2 separate regions of the Homo sapiens genome follow, and region 1 is linked to region 2. Evidence: chromatin loops called from intact Hi-C (ENCODE). Cell type or tissue: Calu3. All regions are shown on one strand.

Evidence for each region. Peaks named below come from ENCODE experiments on the same cell type or tissue, not always from the same donor. Only the 100,000 strongest peaks of a DNase experiment are listed, where the experiment ranks them.
Region 1: it touches region 2 in a loop (11-fold over the local background); 63 of 110 quality-filtered maps call a loop at or near these places.

Annotation. Positions count from the first base shown.
Region 1 is chr14:91,908,137-91,916,136 of GRCh38, reverse strand. All of the region lies in intron 4 of FBLN5 (fibulin 5), which reads left to right. Among named protein-coding and RNA genes, the nearest start is that of FBLN5, 36 kb to the left of the region's middle. In Calu3, no CTCF peak of the experiment used is centred here; a DNase peak (open chromatin) is centred at 4,396.
Region 2 is chr14:91,646,048-91,654,047 of GRCh38, reverse strand. All of the region lies in intron 15 of CATSPERB (catsper channel auxiliary subunit beta), which reads left to right. Among named protein-coding and RNA genes, the nearest start is that of CATSPERB, 82 kb to the left of the region's middle. RefSeq lists an enhancer at 7,501-8,000. In Calu3, a CTCF peak has its summit at 3,879; a DNase peak (open chromatin) is centred at 3,947.

The DNA.
Region 1 (8,000 bases), 260 kb before region 2:
TTATCCTGCCCTTAGGAACAACAAAAAATAAAAGGCAAAGAATGGTAGATTTTTACCATATGTAACCATCATTATCTTTGGTCATGTTATAGTATGATTTGTTTACAATATACTGCTGGATTTGTTTGGCTAACATTTTATTTAGGATTTTTGTCATTAATGTCTATAAAGTAGAATGACCTGCCACATTTCTTTTTTAATATTACTCTTACTAGTTTTGGTGTCCACATATAAGCTTGATAGAGTGAGATATTGTTCCTTTTCTATTCTCTGGAAAGTTAGAATGGTCTAACCTTAGGTCATTCATGGAAATTTTATTCAAATTCAATTCATGGAAAGTTTATTTGAATTTGCCTATAAGATCATTGAGATTTGGTATTTTTGGGTGTGTGAGTGGGAAGATTTTTAGCTACTGATATGATTTCTTTTTTTTTTTTTTTTTTTTTTTTTGAGATGGAGTCTTGCTCTGTCGCCCAGGCTGGAGTGCAGTGGCGTGATATCGGCTCACTGCAACCTCCGCCTCCCGGGTTCATGCCATTCTCCTGCCTCAGCCTCCTGAGTAGCTGGGACTACAGGTGCCCACCACCACGCCTGGGCTAATTTTTTTGTATTTTTAATAGAGACGGGGTTTCACCATATTAGCCAGGATAGTCTCGATCTCCTGACCTCGTGATCCACCCGCCTTGGCCTCCCAAAGTGCTGGGATTACAGGCGTGAGCCACCGTGCTTGGCCGCTACGATATAATTTCTTAAAGTTAGGGGACTGTTTGCACTTTCTGTTTCTTCTTAAGTCAGTTTTACATAGTTACCTTTTTCTAAGAACTTGTCTACTTAATAAGTTTTTAGCTTCATTTGCATAAGCTTTTTCTTACCATTCTTTGTGTTATCTATTTGATCTTTGCTGACTTTGTAGTTCTGTTGTATTTTCATTCCCAATATTGTGCTAACTCTTTTTTTTTTATTATTTTTTATTTTTTTAGACAGAAACTTGCTCTGTTGCCCAGGCTGGAGTGCAGTGGTGCGATCTTGGCTCACTGCAACCTCCACTCCCTGGGTTCAAGTGATTCTCCTGCCTCAGCCTCCTAAGTAGCTGGGATTACAGGTGCTCGCCACCACACCCAGCTAATTTTTGAATTTTTAGTAGAGATGGGGTTTCACCATGTTGGTCAGGCTGGTCTTAAACTCCTGACCTCAGATGATCTGCCTGCCTCAGCCTCCCAAAGTGCTGGGATTACAGGTGTGAGTCACTGCACCCAGCCTTGTGTTAATTCTTTAATTAAAAAACAAAAAACAAAACAAAACAAAACAAAACAAAAAAAAAAACCACACAGATATTGCCAGAGTCATATCAGTTTGCTGTTTTCAAAAAGAAATATTTTGCTTTGTTGCTCTCCCCGATCTCTTTCTTTTCCTTTTGCTTTTATTTCATCAATTCCTGTTTTTTATTCTTTTCTTTCTATGTTTTGGATTTGTTTCTGTTTAAATTTTTTTCTTTTTTTATTTTTTCGAGAGTCTCATTCTGTTGCCTAGGCTGTATGCAGTGGCATGATCATGGTTCACTGCAGCTTTGATCTCCTGGGCCTCAAGTATCTGGGACCACAGGTATGTACTATACTGCCCAGCTAATATTTGTTGTTTTTTTTTTTTTTTTTTTTTTTTGAGACAGAGTCTCACTCTGTCGCCCAGGCTGGAGTGCAGTGGCATGATCTCGGCTCACTGCAAGCTCCGCCTCCTGGGTTCATGCCATTCTCCTGCCTCAGCCTCCTGAGTAGCTGGGACTACAGGCGCCTGCCACCACGCTCGGCTAAATTTTTTTGTATTTTTGTAGAGACAGGGTTTCACTGTGTTAGCCAGGATGGTCTCGATCTCCTGACCTCGTGATCTGCCTGCCTCGGCCTCCCAAAGTGCTGGGATTACAGGCATGAGCTACTGCGCCCAGCTAATATTTGTATTTTATGTAGAGGCAGGGCCTCGCCATGTTTCTCAGGCTGGTCTCGAACTCTTGAGCTCAAGTGATCTGCCTGCCTTGGCCTCCCAAAGTGCTAGGATTACAGATATGAGCAACTGTGCATGGCCCCTTTTCTAATTTCTTAAGCTGGTTGCTTAGCTCATTAACTGTAAGCCTTTCTTCTTTCATTAAGTCAGCACTTAAGACTACATATTTTTTGGTGTGACCTATAAGTTTGGATGTATGGTATTTATTGCTATTAAGTTGTAAGAATTTTTAATTTTCCCTGTAATCACTTCTTGTTATCCATGATTTATTTAGTGGTGAGTTTCTGAATGTTACACATTTATGGGGATTTAAATTATCTTTTTGTTATTGATTTATAACTTAATTGCGTTGTCATCAGGACATAGGGTCTTCATGATTTATTCACTTTGGTATCCACAATGCCTAGCACAATGCCAAGAATGTAGATGTCATTTAGTAAGTATTTGCTGATATAATTGAATGATAGTTGAGTGAACATCTATTGACCAGGCGTTAGAAGAATTATCTCTGCTCAAATTGTCCAATCCTTCCAGCTACTTGATATTCCAAAATAACTCCACAAATGGGCACTGGAAATATAATGGCCCCTCAAAATTGTCTTCTATGCTGCTCACTCCTTTCCTCCTTTGGCCTGGAAAACAGGCACTGAGTGGGTGAGTGAGAGGATAGTAAAACTGGCAGTGTGAGACCATCACACCCAGTCTCATACATAATAGATTTAGGTAACGGTTCTCCCTCTTATTTCTTATATGACCCAGAGAAATGCATTTCTTCTTTAATAGTAATAGGCTCTATTAATACATTTTAGGTGGCATTTCCTCTAGTGGAATCTCTTATCTCATTGAATCCTCCAAAATATTCAGGCATGATATTCCCATTTTAAAAATGGGGAAATGGACATAAAGCTAGTTAGTGGAGGGGCTGGTTGGGTTCGTGATGTGTATTTTTTGTTCTGTACACGAACCATCTCCACCTCATTTTTATCACTTATAATGACAGGGTAGTAACACCTTAGACTTCCCTAAGGGAATAGAGGTAGATAAAAACTTGTGATTGAATTATACTTGTAAAAGGGCGTTTGAAGACAAATAATGAAAAATACGAATCCATTCTGCACTACTCAATATGGAGTACATATTGAGTTAATACACATTGGTTAATACATATTGGTTAAATGAATGAATGGATGAATGGATGGATGAGTGAACAGCTCTTATTTTGATGAGTACATTTTCTGCTTTTTGGATCAACAACCTCTTTAGCATATTAAAGAAGAAAAGTGTCTCAGTCTTTTCCTGAGCCCCTAAGAACTGCTTTTTTTTTTTTTTTTTGAGTCAGAGTCTCACTCTGTCACCCAGGCTGGAGTGCAATGGTACAAACATGGCTCATGGCAGCCTCGATTTCCCGGGCTCAAGCGATCCTCCAACCTTAGCCTCCCGAGTAGCTGGGACCACGGGTGCACACCACTATGCCCAGCTAATTTTTTTCTTTTCTTTGAGATATCGTCTAGCTCTGTCACCCAGGCTGGAGTGCAGTGGCACAATCTCGACTCACTGCAACCTCCGCCTCCTGGGTTCAATTGATTCTCCTGCCTCAGCCTCCCAAGTAGCTGAGATTACAGGTGTGTGCCACCACGCCTGGCTAATTTTTGTATTTTTAGTAGATACAGGGTTTCACCACGTTGGCCAGGCTGGTCTTGAACTCCTGACCTCAAGTGATCTGCCCACCTCGGTCTCCCATAAATGCTAGGATTACAGGTGTGGGCCACCACGTCCTGCCCAGCTAATTTTTCTATTTTTTATTTTTTGTAGAGACAGGGTCTCGCTATGTTGCTCAGGCTGGTCTCTAACTCCTGGCCTCACGTGATCCTCACACCTTAACCTTCCAAAGTGTTGGGATTACAGGCATGAGTCACCATACCCAGCCCCGAAGGGCCTTTTGAAGATGCCTACTTAAAAAGTCTTGAAAGAGGTCCAAAGGGAAATGTTAGAACTTCCTTATTTTAGAGCAAATCTCAGGAAATATGGCAGTGTTTATACATTATAACATTTAGATAGTACAACAACATTTATAACAATGTTTGTGCATTAAACTAATATGTATACAATGTAACAATGATGCACAGTGTAATATTCATATGACATGAGACAAACTGGAAAATAAATAATTGTGCTCCTAAATGCTTTTTAAAGTAACATCAGATGAGGAGGTCTTCCGCTTTCAGGTTACCCTCTTAGCAAGTTTTCTTCCTACTTGCTAATAGGTCTACAAGGTCATGCCCTCATTTTGTGTGCCGAGGCACAGCGTGGGCATCTCCCAGCCGTTTTTTTTTTTTTTCCGTCTTTTCCTTTTGCATCCTCCAGAGGGCCTCCTTAGCCCTGCAGAGGTAAGAGGTTTAGGCAGTGAGTAGTGAGGGCAGGGAGCTCAACTGGGCCCCAGAGCATTTGGATTCACCAACCTTTCCAGATAGAAGAGACCTCAGAGGCCTTATTTTCTCAAACGAGCTGAGAAAGACTTGCTGGAAGGCCACTGCGGAGCTAGTGGAAGGTTCCGGACTAGAACCTGACTTTCAGTTCCTTCTTTATTTTTTCTTTTAGGAGGTGGGCTCCCCGCCCTCACACTCCCTTCTCTTCCTCTTCTTCCTCCTCCTACTTCTTGAGATGAAGCTATTGCCAGTCTTGACTGAGGGCCAATTCTGTGCCTGGTACTGTGTAAAGAGCTTTAGTTATGTGTGATTCTCACAAAACCCCATGAATTAACTACCATCATTATCAACTCCTTTCACAAACGAGGAAACGAAGGTTTTTAGGGGCAAGTAAACAACCAACCAAAAAACTTGTTTAAAATTACAAAGCTGGCCAGGCGTGGTGGCTCACGCCTGTAATCCCAGCACTTTGGGAGGCTGAGGTGGGCGGATCACTGGAGGTCTGGAGTTTGTGACCAGCCTGGCCAACCTGGTGAAAAGCCCGTCTCTACTAAAAATACAAAAATTAGCTGGGCATGGTGGCATGCACCTGTATTCTCAGCCACTTGGGAAGCTGAGGCGGGAGAATCACTTGAACCCAGGAGGTGGAGGTTGCAGTGAGCTGAGATCGTGCCGCTGCACTCCAGCCTGGGTGACAGAGTGAGACTCTGTATTAAAAAAAAAAAAATTACAAAGCTAAAAAAATGAGGGCAGCAGAATTTGAACCAGATCCGACCCCAAAGCTGGTGTTCCCACTTGCCTGTGTTGTCCTTTGAATCGAGTTACTAGAGGCTCAAGATGCCCACGTCATAGTCCAGACCTCTTTGTTCCTGCTTCTTTCCTTCCCTGCCTCCCCTTCTCTACCTTCATCTTTCTCCCCGCCATCCCTTTCTCCCCAGCACTCTACCCTGATTCCGTGATGCTTGAATTTTAATTCCTCTGTGGAGATGGGGTTACAGAAGAGATGTGGGCTGTTGGGGTGGAGTTAAGTTTCTCAGGAGCACAGGATGGCTGCTGGACTTTTCTTTATGGGGTTTTGTTTTTGATCACAGATCGATTATTTCTTTCAGTGGGAACAGTTTATAGAACTTAGAATGCAATCAATGAAGAAATATGTTTTGATTTACAGATATTCACTTTTTTATTGTAGTAAAAATGCGTAACAAGAAATGTATTATCTTGACCGTTTTCAAGTGCACAGCGCGGTAGTGTGAAGTGTATTTACATTGTTGTGCCGCAGAACTTTTTCATCTTGCCAAACAAAAACTCCGTATCTATTAAGCAACTTTCTCTCTTTCCCCTTCTCTCTAGCCCGTGATAACCACCATTCTACTTTCTGTTTCTATGAATTTGACCTCTTTAAATATATCATATAAGTGGACTCATACAGTATTTGTCTTTTTGTGAGTGGCGTGTTTCACTTAGCATACTGTCCCCAAGCTTCATTCATGTTGTAGCACGTGCTAGAGTTTCCTTCCTTTTTAAGGCTGAACAATATTCCCTCATGTGAATGTACCACATTTTGGGTATTCATTCAACGGCTAATAGACATTTGGGTTGCTTCCACCTCCTGGCTATTGTGAATAATGCTGCTATGAACATAGGTGTATAGGTATCACTTCAAGATCCTGCTTACAATTATTTTGTACGTATATCCAGAAGTAATATTGCTGGATCATGTGGTAATTTTGTATTTAATTTTTGGAGAACCACCATACAGTTTTCCATAGTGGCTACCCAATTTTACATTCCCACAAGTGTTCAGTTTCTCCACGTCCTCACCAACACGTTTTTTTCTATTTTTTGTTGTTGTTTTTTGTTTTTAATTGTTGTTTTAAATCATATCAGCTGTCTTAGTCCCTTTGGTGTTGCTATAACTGAACACCACAGACCAGGTAATTTATAAAGAATAGAGGCCTATTTAGCTCATGGTTCTGGAGGCTGAGAGGTCCTAATGCATGGTGCCAGCATCTGGTGGGCCTTCTGGCTGTGTCATAACACGGTGGAAGGCATCATGTGGCCAGAAAGCAAGAGTGTGAATATCAGCTCGGGTCTGTCTTTGTCTTCTTAGAAAGCCACCAATTCCATCATGGGGGCCCCATCCTGATGACTTTATCTAATTTTATTTACCTCCCAAAAGCTCCAGCTGTAATCGACCTAAGAATTTTAGTTGCATTTCCCACACTTTTAATACTGTCACAGTGGCAACTGAATTTCAGTACATGAACTTTGAGGGACACATTCAAACCATAGCAGTAGTCATCCTAACAGTTATGAGGTGAGTGACTGGGTTTTAAATTAATATTCTGTATTAGGCACTGTGCTTGGAGTAGGGGCTACAAAGATAAAGTGTGTTTCCTGCCCTCGCATCACTCACAGTCTTATGGCTAGGCTAGTGTTTCTGTGGGTGTGAACACTTGTGCTAGCATCAGCTTGATGTTGGTAAAAGTACTGATTCCTGGCCGGGCGCGGTGGCTCACACCTGTAATCCCAGCACTTTGGGAGGCCGAGGCAGGCGGATCACGAGGTCAGGAGATTGAGACCATCCTGGCTAACACGGTGAAACCCCATCTCTACTAAAAATACAAAAAATTAGCCGGGCGTGGTGGTGGGCACCTGTAGTCCCAGCTACTCGGGAGGCTGAGGCAGGAGAATGGCGTGAACCCGGGAGGTGAAGCTTGCGGTGAGCCGAGATTGCGCCACTTCACTCCAGCCTGAGCGACGAGTGAGACTCCATCTCAAAAAAAATAATTAATTAATTAAAAAAAAAAGTACTGATTCCCAGGACTCTTTCTAGACCTCCTGAATCAAGAGCTCTATATTTTTAGAACAAGCCTCCAAAGACACTCTTATGTACACCATTGGGCTAGGTCAGTAGTTCTCAATTTGGCTGTACATTCAAATCAATTTCTGGGTTCCTCCCAGGGGTTCTGATTTAACTGGGTTGGGATGGGCTCCTATGTTTTAGAACTTCCCAGGTGATTCAAATGTACAGTCAAGGCACATTTGGCGAAACACTGGACTAGGTGATTTCTAAATTCTTTCCAGATGTAAAATTCTGCCCCCAGCAGCATTTTTTTAGTTCAGCAAATATTTATTGACTTGTCTCCTCCTTTCAGGGCTCTGGGTCAGCCAGGGTGTGAGGGTCAAGAAAAGACTGGGCTCAAATAGGCGGCCTTGAGTTCGTATCCTGACTCATTCATGCTGACTACCAGGATAACCTTTGAGAAGTCCCCAAACCAAGAGAGGGTGATAGAAGCCTAATGAAGAAAGTCTCTGTAGAAGATGAGAGAGGTTCACTGTGCCAAATGCTGCTAAGAAGGGGTGAAGGATGAAGACTGGGAATGAGAAAGGATTGTTGGATTTGTCATTGAGGAGGCCATTGGTGACTTTGATGAGAGAGGCTTTAATGGAATAAAAGAGAAGGAAGCCTGATTGGAGTCAAGAACGGGAGGTGTGCAGGCAGAGCAGTGACAATAGACAGCAACTTCTGGGAAGTCTGTGGCAGAGGAGTGCAGAGAAGTGTGAAGTACATTGCGT
Region 2 (8,000 bases):
TCCCACTCTTCCTGTTTCCATCAAGTTCATCATTAAAGGTGCAGCACTGGTCAGATCTTCTATTTGCTCTAACATAGTGTAGGTGAATTATTCTTGAGACCCATCTGCTTCACCTCATTTAGATAGGACTTGGACCCATTTTCTCAACTCAGTAAAGTGCCTTGGAAAGTGGTAAACCTGGCTTCACTTATGAGGGCTTGATTTTTCCCTTTACTTTTCCTTTTGATATCTTCTCATCCACTGTCACCTTCTTATATGGTTTGGCTGTGTCCCAACCCAAATCTCAACTTGAGTTGTATCTCCCAGAATTCCCACATGTGGGAGGGACCCAGGGGGAGGTAATCAAATCATGGGGGCTGGTTTTTCCTGTGCTATTCTCATGATAGTGAATAAGTCTCACAAGATCTTATGGGTTTATAAGGGGTTTCCGCTTTTGCTTCCTCCTCATTTCTCTCTTGCTGCAACCATGTAAGAAGTGCCTTCCACCCTCTGCCATGATTGTGAGATCTTCCCCAGCCATGTGGAACTGTAAGTCTAATTAAATGTCTTTCTTTTGTAAATTGCCCAGTCTCGGGCATGTCTTGATCAGCAGCATGAAAAGGGACCAATACACCTTCTTACTTGTTAGAAGGGTATAACCGAGAGCCTTCAGGATTTTGTTGATTTACCTTCCTTCTCTCAATATTGCCTCAACAATGAACTATTATAGATTATTGGGTAACTTTTGAGATTGAGGTAGACTTGGAGATATCTTATTAGGTCTAACAGAAATTAGAAAAACACTGTCACCAAGACAAGACAGAGGCTGTGTTTTTTTGTTTGTTGTTTTTAACACACAGCATTTTTTATTGTATAGTTTAAAATTTCTTCTGATCTCCAGTTTCTTCTGATCTTCAGTCTCTGATACGATTTTAAATGACGAAGTTTCTGATATAACTTCAAAAAGCATGGTTTTGCAGGCCTCAATATTTTGTCCTTGATGTTCACCAGCAAAAGCAGTTTTACAGTTATACAATCTCCTCTATTGGTCCTTCCTTGTTTGAGAATAAGGACAGACCACAAAATCCTGATGCTATTTCTCCAGATCTTCACCACTCAGTTTATTTATTCTCTATTCTGTCAATAAAGCTTTTGTTTAACTTATGTCAGTATCAAGATTAATCCATGTGGTTTGTATGTCTGAATCATGTGTTGAGACAGCAGCTGTGTCAACCTAAGATTCTGGTGATCAGACTTTATATGATTGTGAAATAAATGAAAGTAATTGTGAATATTGTTAGGAGCACAATGTTGAACGTTTCCAGTATTCCAGAAAGCTCCCTCTTGCCTCTTGCTGCATTTCTTTTTTTTTTTTTTTTTTTTTTTTTTTTTTTTTTTGAGACAGAGTCTTGCTCTGTTGCTCAGACTGGGGTGCAGTGGTATGATCTCAGCTCACTGCAACCTCCGCCTCCCGGGTTCAAGCGATTCTCCTGCCTCAGCCTCCCGAGTAGCTGGGATTACAGATACCCGCCACCATGCCCAGCTAATTTTTTTTTTTTTTTTTGTATTGTTAGTAGAGACAGGGTTTCACCTTGTTGGCCAGGCTGGTCTCAAACTCCTGACCTCAAATGATCTGCCCATGTAGGCCTCCCAAAATGTTGGGATTACAGGCATGAGCCACTGTGCCCAGCCTAATGGTATTTCACTGAAGATTTAGTTTGCATGAGTAATAATGTTAAGTATATTTTCATGTGTTCATTTTTATATCCTTTTTTGTAAATTCTTTTCAAGTCTTTTTTGAATGAAGTTTTGATTTGAGTTACTTTTCTTACTGATTTCTATAAGATTTTAATGTATTACGGATATGATTTTTTGTTAGAAATATGTCTTGGAAATATCTTCTTGTAATTAGTGGCTTGTCTTATTTATCTTCTTCATGGTATCTTTTGAACAAAAATTATTAATTTTTGAAAGCTCAATTGACCAATCTTTCCTTTTATGGTTAGCACTTTTTACTTCTTGTATTCTATTTAAGAATTCTTTGCCTATCCCAAAGCTATGAAGATATTCTCCTGTTTTCTGGAAATTGGTTGTTTTAGATTTTATATACAGATCAAAGTAAAATCTCTAATTTTGTATATGTCATGAAGTGAGGTTCATTTTTTTCCCTGTATGACTACCAGAGCCTCTACTCTGGCCTTGAATTGAATATTCATCCCAAGCTTTTCTTTCTGCTTTTGTAAGCTCTCCAATATATCCATAGAAGTCATGCCACCCCACAATCTTTGTAAAAATTATGGTTGTCACTGTAATCAACTGCAGCTACTCCAATGGACCACCTCAAGTCTTGCCCTCCACAGACACTGCATCCCACACTCGCCACAGAGATAATTTGAGTAATTGTGAAGCCCTTGCTTGCTATGGTTTGCCAGGCATAAGTGGTCATCTGTTCACTCATTAAGTGTGTAAGCAACTCAGTCCCAGAATCCCACCACTATATTCTATGCCTTAGGGACACTGTAGGTAAAAACACTATATCAGTTTTGGACCATGCAGGAAACGTAATTCCTCTCAGGTGTTTTACCTGAAGAAGCTTTACAAGGGGACTATTTGCAGAGGGCAGACATAGTTAAAGGGAGCAACAGTGATAGTAAAATATCCAGAGACTAGCAATGGAAGAAAGATGTTACAGTCTCTTTGCTTAGAGGGGGGATAAGATAGATAGATGGCATTACTAAAGCCCAGTCAAAGCTGGAATGGAGTAGGGACCACCCTTTAAGAGGTGTAATCTAGGAAGCTCACAGCCACCACAAAACCACACCACCAAAGCAAGAAGAAAGAGGATGAAAACTACCTTAACTTCTGTCTCCTTCTCCTTTCTTAACTCCTGCTGCTGCATTTCATTTGCCAAGCCCAATCAGGAGTCAACTGGAAACAGCACAAAGATTGCAATTCATAGAAATCAGTCTTCCATTGCACCAAACAGGAAAGAGAAAGTCTGAGAGTGGATCTGGAGGAATGGCCAAATAGAGAATAAACAGCACATATTGTGAAATAAAAACCAAAATAGACCTAGCAAGATAATGTTGGAAACAGTAAAAATAACACCTAAGAAAACTAAATTGTCAATAAAAATTATAGAATATTAAAAATTATAAATATAAACTATAGAAACATACCCAGATGTAAAATGAACAAATAAGTGGAGAAAATCTAAAATAATAAATATAGATGCTAAAGATTCAGGAACTGCAAAATTGTAGGGATTTCTAGTGATGAACAAAAATTGTGGCTGTATGTTTCTCTCTTTTATCTACAGTTTCTGGCATAGTATAGCCCTCTGATAGAAATGGGTGGGTGGATGGATGGATGGATGGATAAATACAAAAAACAGAAAGAACAGAGGAAACCAAAATCAATAATGACATTAATTTTTTTAACTAAAAGCAAAACAAACCAACACTAAAAGCAGAAACACTCTTCGAAATGGGAAATGTAAGTCAATTTTAAAGAAACAAAAATCAAGCCAGCCTTGGATTCTTCTGCTGCAACAATGCCTGTTGCATATTCTAATATAGAACCTCCAAAAAAATTAGTTTCACCTAAGAATTTGGAACCAACTCAACTCATTATTCATATTCGTATTCATTTTCTAAAAGAAAAACATAGAATTCTTCTACAACAAATTATGGTGATTCCTTCCGTGACACTGGTTTTACTGATAAACATATGTCCTATTGCTTTATTTTCTTCTCTGCACACACAATAACTTTGTTTGAAAGCATTTTAAGCAGCAATAAAACTCAACATGTATTGCACCAATGATCTAGGAAGCTCAGTTAAAGTGATGACACTTTATAAAAGTTATAAATAACTGATTTATAAATATTTATAAAGTTATAAATAACTGAGACAAAGTACATGCATGGGTAGGCAATTGACCACTATGGTTTCAGTGCCCTCTGGCTGACAATGATTGTAAGACACATCAATTATAAGACGTGTCTCAATTCCCAAGCTGTTAACATGTGAAACATGCATTTCTTGCCATATTTATCCACAAAATATGGCATATTGAACCTTAGCAATTACAACAGCAAAGTTTTGCTACTGAAAAGCTCACGGGAGCATAAGAAAAAGCCTGACTACATGTGATTCAGAGGAAATAATTATAAATATTATTGACACAAAAAATAAAAACACAGTGAGAGTCTCTCAGAACCACATGATAAAATAATCAAGAATTTAAAAGACAAGAGGAATAACAAAAAGTTAAAACTAAAAAGCCAAGGTTTTGCCATCCCTAAAAGGCAATCCAAAATACTATCTCTTTATCTGAGTATAACTTTACATGGAGTTAGGAATTTTTTTGGAATCCTTTATTGTGATCATTCATGGAATTTTTTTAAATGTGCATGCTGGCGGGCGTCTGTAATCCCAGCTACTTGGGAGGCTGAGGCAGGAGAATCGCTTGAACCCAGGAGGTGGAGGTTACAGTGAGCCAAGTTCGTGCCACTGCACTCCAGCCTGGGTGACAGGCAAAACTCTGTCTCAAAAAAAAAAAAAAGTGTGTACAATACAAGTCTTAAAAAGCAAAAGAAGGCTAGATGTGGTGGCTCATGCTTGTAATTCCAGAACTTTGGGAGGCCAAGGCGGGAGCATCACTTGAGCGCAGGAGTTCAAGACCAGCCGGGGCAACAATCTCTACACACACACACACACACACACACACACACATATATGTATACATTTAAGTTTGTGTATATGTATTAAAGCAAAGGAAACAGAATAACCCATAAAAATAGACATGAAAGAGAGAAAAGACATAGCAGAAAATGTACAAAGCATAAAATAGAATAACCAAAAGTAGAGCTGGTCTACAGTTATCACCATAAATGTTCATTTATTCAGCAGCATTTATTGAGTACCTCGTATATGCCAGGTACTGTTCCAATCACTAAGGGTACAGCAGTCTCTTTTCCTGTGGAACTTACACACTTGTCAGAAGACACTGATAATTAACAAATAAACCAAAATAGGCTGTATGTAAGATAAATGCTACACAGGAAAAAAAAAAAAAGCAAGATAGGTGAATGGGAAGTGCCAGGTGAAGTGTGTGTTGCGTTGTGTGGTGTAGCATGTATTGTGGTCTGGGTGAGCGGCCTTGAAGCAGATGAGGGAATGAGCAGATATCCGAGGTAATCTACATTTCTCCATTAAAGACAGAGTCTTATTTTGGATTTTAAAATCTTGAAATATATTGCCAGGAGTGAAAAACTTAAAGCTAAAGTGGAGAGAAAAAAATATAAATAAAGATTTGAACAAGTATGTGAAACACACTGGGAGAGAAAGCAGAGGCAGTAATGTTCATATTCACACAGAGCAGGAATTTTAGGCTGAAAGTATTCAATAAACAAAGTTCTTTCTGTGATAAAATATAAATAGTACAAATATATCATATTGAGTCAATGCTCTAAAAGAATACAAGATATGTAAATATACAAAAATGAACTATAAGGAACATGAGAAGGAATCAACTGAAGTGCCAAAGTAGAATACATTTGAAATTGACAGTGTTAAATCTTTAATACATGAAGATCAAGATAAGACTATAAGGGAACATTCCATGTAGAGGAATTAAGATGTTGTGTTGAAATATAGGGCACATGTAGTATACTATAGCTAAATTTCCTAGGGATGACTTATTGATGATAAGACCAAGCAGGTAAACTGAACCCAGTTTTCCATTTGAGTCAAGCTAAAGAATTTCATCATGCCATTAAAAGATTATTAACATAATCATATTTGTATTTTAGAAAGATCATATGGGGAATATACTGGAAAATGTAAGATTTTTGGCCAAGTGATATGTTGATAAGAGGCTATTTTAAAAGCTGAAATGTGATGATGAGGGTCTGGATTAGAAAAGTGGCCACAAGTATGAAGAAAACAGTGGCAAATTATGAATGAAACCAGTGGGAGTTTGTGAAGGATTGGCTGTGAAATAGGAGGAAGTGTGTATAGTCAAGAGTTACACATAGGGCAACTGGATGAGTAATGATATGATGAACATCATCCGTAGAACACAGTATCCAAGGGACTTCCATTTCCAATTGTGGCTTCAGTTTGCTGCTGAGAATAATTTAACAAAATACTTAGATAAATTATTTTTTAAATTGATAACCTGAAAAGCTAATAGAAACAACCAGGCCAAACTCTAAGGGAAAACAAAACCTTGGTGATATGGTTTGGCTGTGTCCCCAACTAAATCTCACCTTGAATTGTAGCTCCCATAATCCCCATGTGTTGTGGGAGGTACCTGGTAGGAGGTAATTTAATCATGGGGGCAGGCCTTTCCCGTGCTGTTCTGGTGATAGTGAATAAGTCTCACAAGATCTGATGGTTTTATAAAAGGAGTTCCCCTGCATAAGCTCTCTTGCCTGCTACCATGTAAGATGTGACTTTGCTCCTCATTTGCTTTCAGCCATGATTGTAAGGCCTCCCCCAGCCATGTGGAACTGTGAGTCAATTAAATCTCTTTCCTTTATAAATTACCCAGTCTCAGGTATGTCTTTATTAGCAGCATGCAAACAGGCTAATATACTTGGAGAGGTAAAGAGGGCACACAGTACCAAAGTCCTTTTGACCTGAAGAGATTTACAAATTCCTGCAAACTTAGACTTTGAATTTGGTGGACTAATGAAGAGTTATGGCCCTGAGTCTACCCAGGTAGTGAGAATATAGATGGTGTGCCCCACCATACACCAGAACCCCTGAGGGCTCTACCCTTACGATAAAGATTAATCAGAGGTAAATCCATACACACTCACACATATCCCCAAGGAATACAACAAAGTCGTCTTGTTAAGTGAGTAGGAAAAGAAAAAGAGAGAAAAAAACCTGTCTGAGAGGTTATGGCCATTGGAAGGCCCCTGTGAGATTTGCAGCCCTGATTTGCATTGTCTGGGATTACAGGTGCCCACCACCACACCCAGCTAATTTTTGTATTTTTAGTAGAGATGAGGTTTCACCATGTTGGCCAGGCTGGTGTCCACCTCCTGACCTTAGGTGATCTGCCCGCCTCAGCCTCCCAAAGTGTTGGGATTGCAGGCATGAGCCACTGCTCCCAGCCATTCATGATTTTTTAAACAAACATTTATTAAAGCATGAATAGAATGTAACTTCTTGATTAAGAGTATCTAGGGGGGAAAGAAGCTATAGCAAATATCCAATCATATTTTCTAATAACACACCAAAAGCTTTTGCTATGTCATCTACCACTGCCTCTATTCATCATTGTATTGGAGGGCTGAATTAGTCTAGACAGGCAAGAACAATATATTAAAAGTGTGAGATTGGAGAGGAAGGAGCCCAGCTATTCCTGTAACAGATTATCTAATTGTGGAGATAGACAACCTCAGGCTCGTGTAGCTGAAGCAGAGTAAGCATTGCAGAAAGTCATAGGAGATAAGGTCAGAGAGGGACTGGAATTCATACCACGGTGGCCCTTGGAGGGCATTGCAAGGATTTTGACTCTTACTGAGAGAGAGGTTGAAGCCATGGAGAGTTTTGATGAGGAGAGTGGATGAAGTGACTTAACATTTTGAAAGTGTTACTTTGGATGCTTTTTTGAGAACAGACTGAAGGGAGCTATGGGCAGAATCACAGAGACCAATTCGGAGGCACAAGAGAGATGACAGTGGCTTGTACAGGGTGATAGTGGTGACAGAGGTGAGAAGTGGATGGAGTCTACATATATCATGAGGCTAGAGTCAATAGGATTTCTGATGGATTCGATGCAGGGTATGAGAGAGAGGAATTAAGAATGACATTGAGGGGAGGAGCCAAGATGGCCGAATAGGAACAGCTCCGGTCTACAGCTCCCAGCGTGAGCGACACAGAAGACGGGTGATTTCTGCATTTCCATCTGAGGTACCGGGTTCATCTCACTAGGGAGTGCCAGACAGTGGGCGCAGGCCAGTTGGTGCGCGCACCGTGCGCGAGCCGAAGTAGGGCGAGGC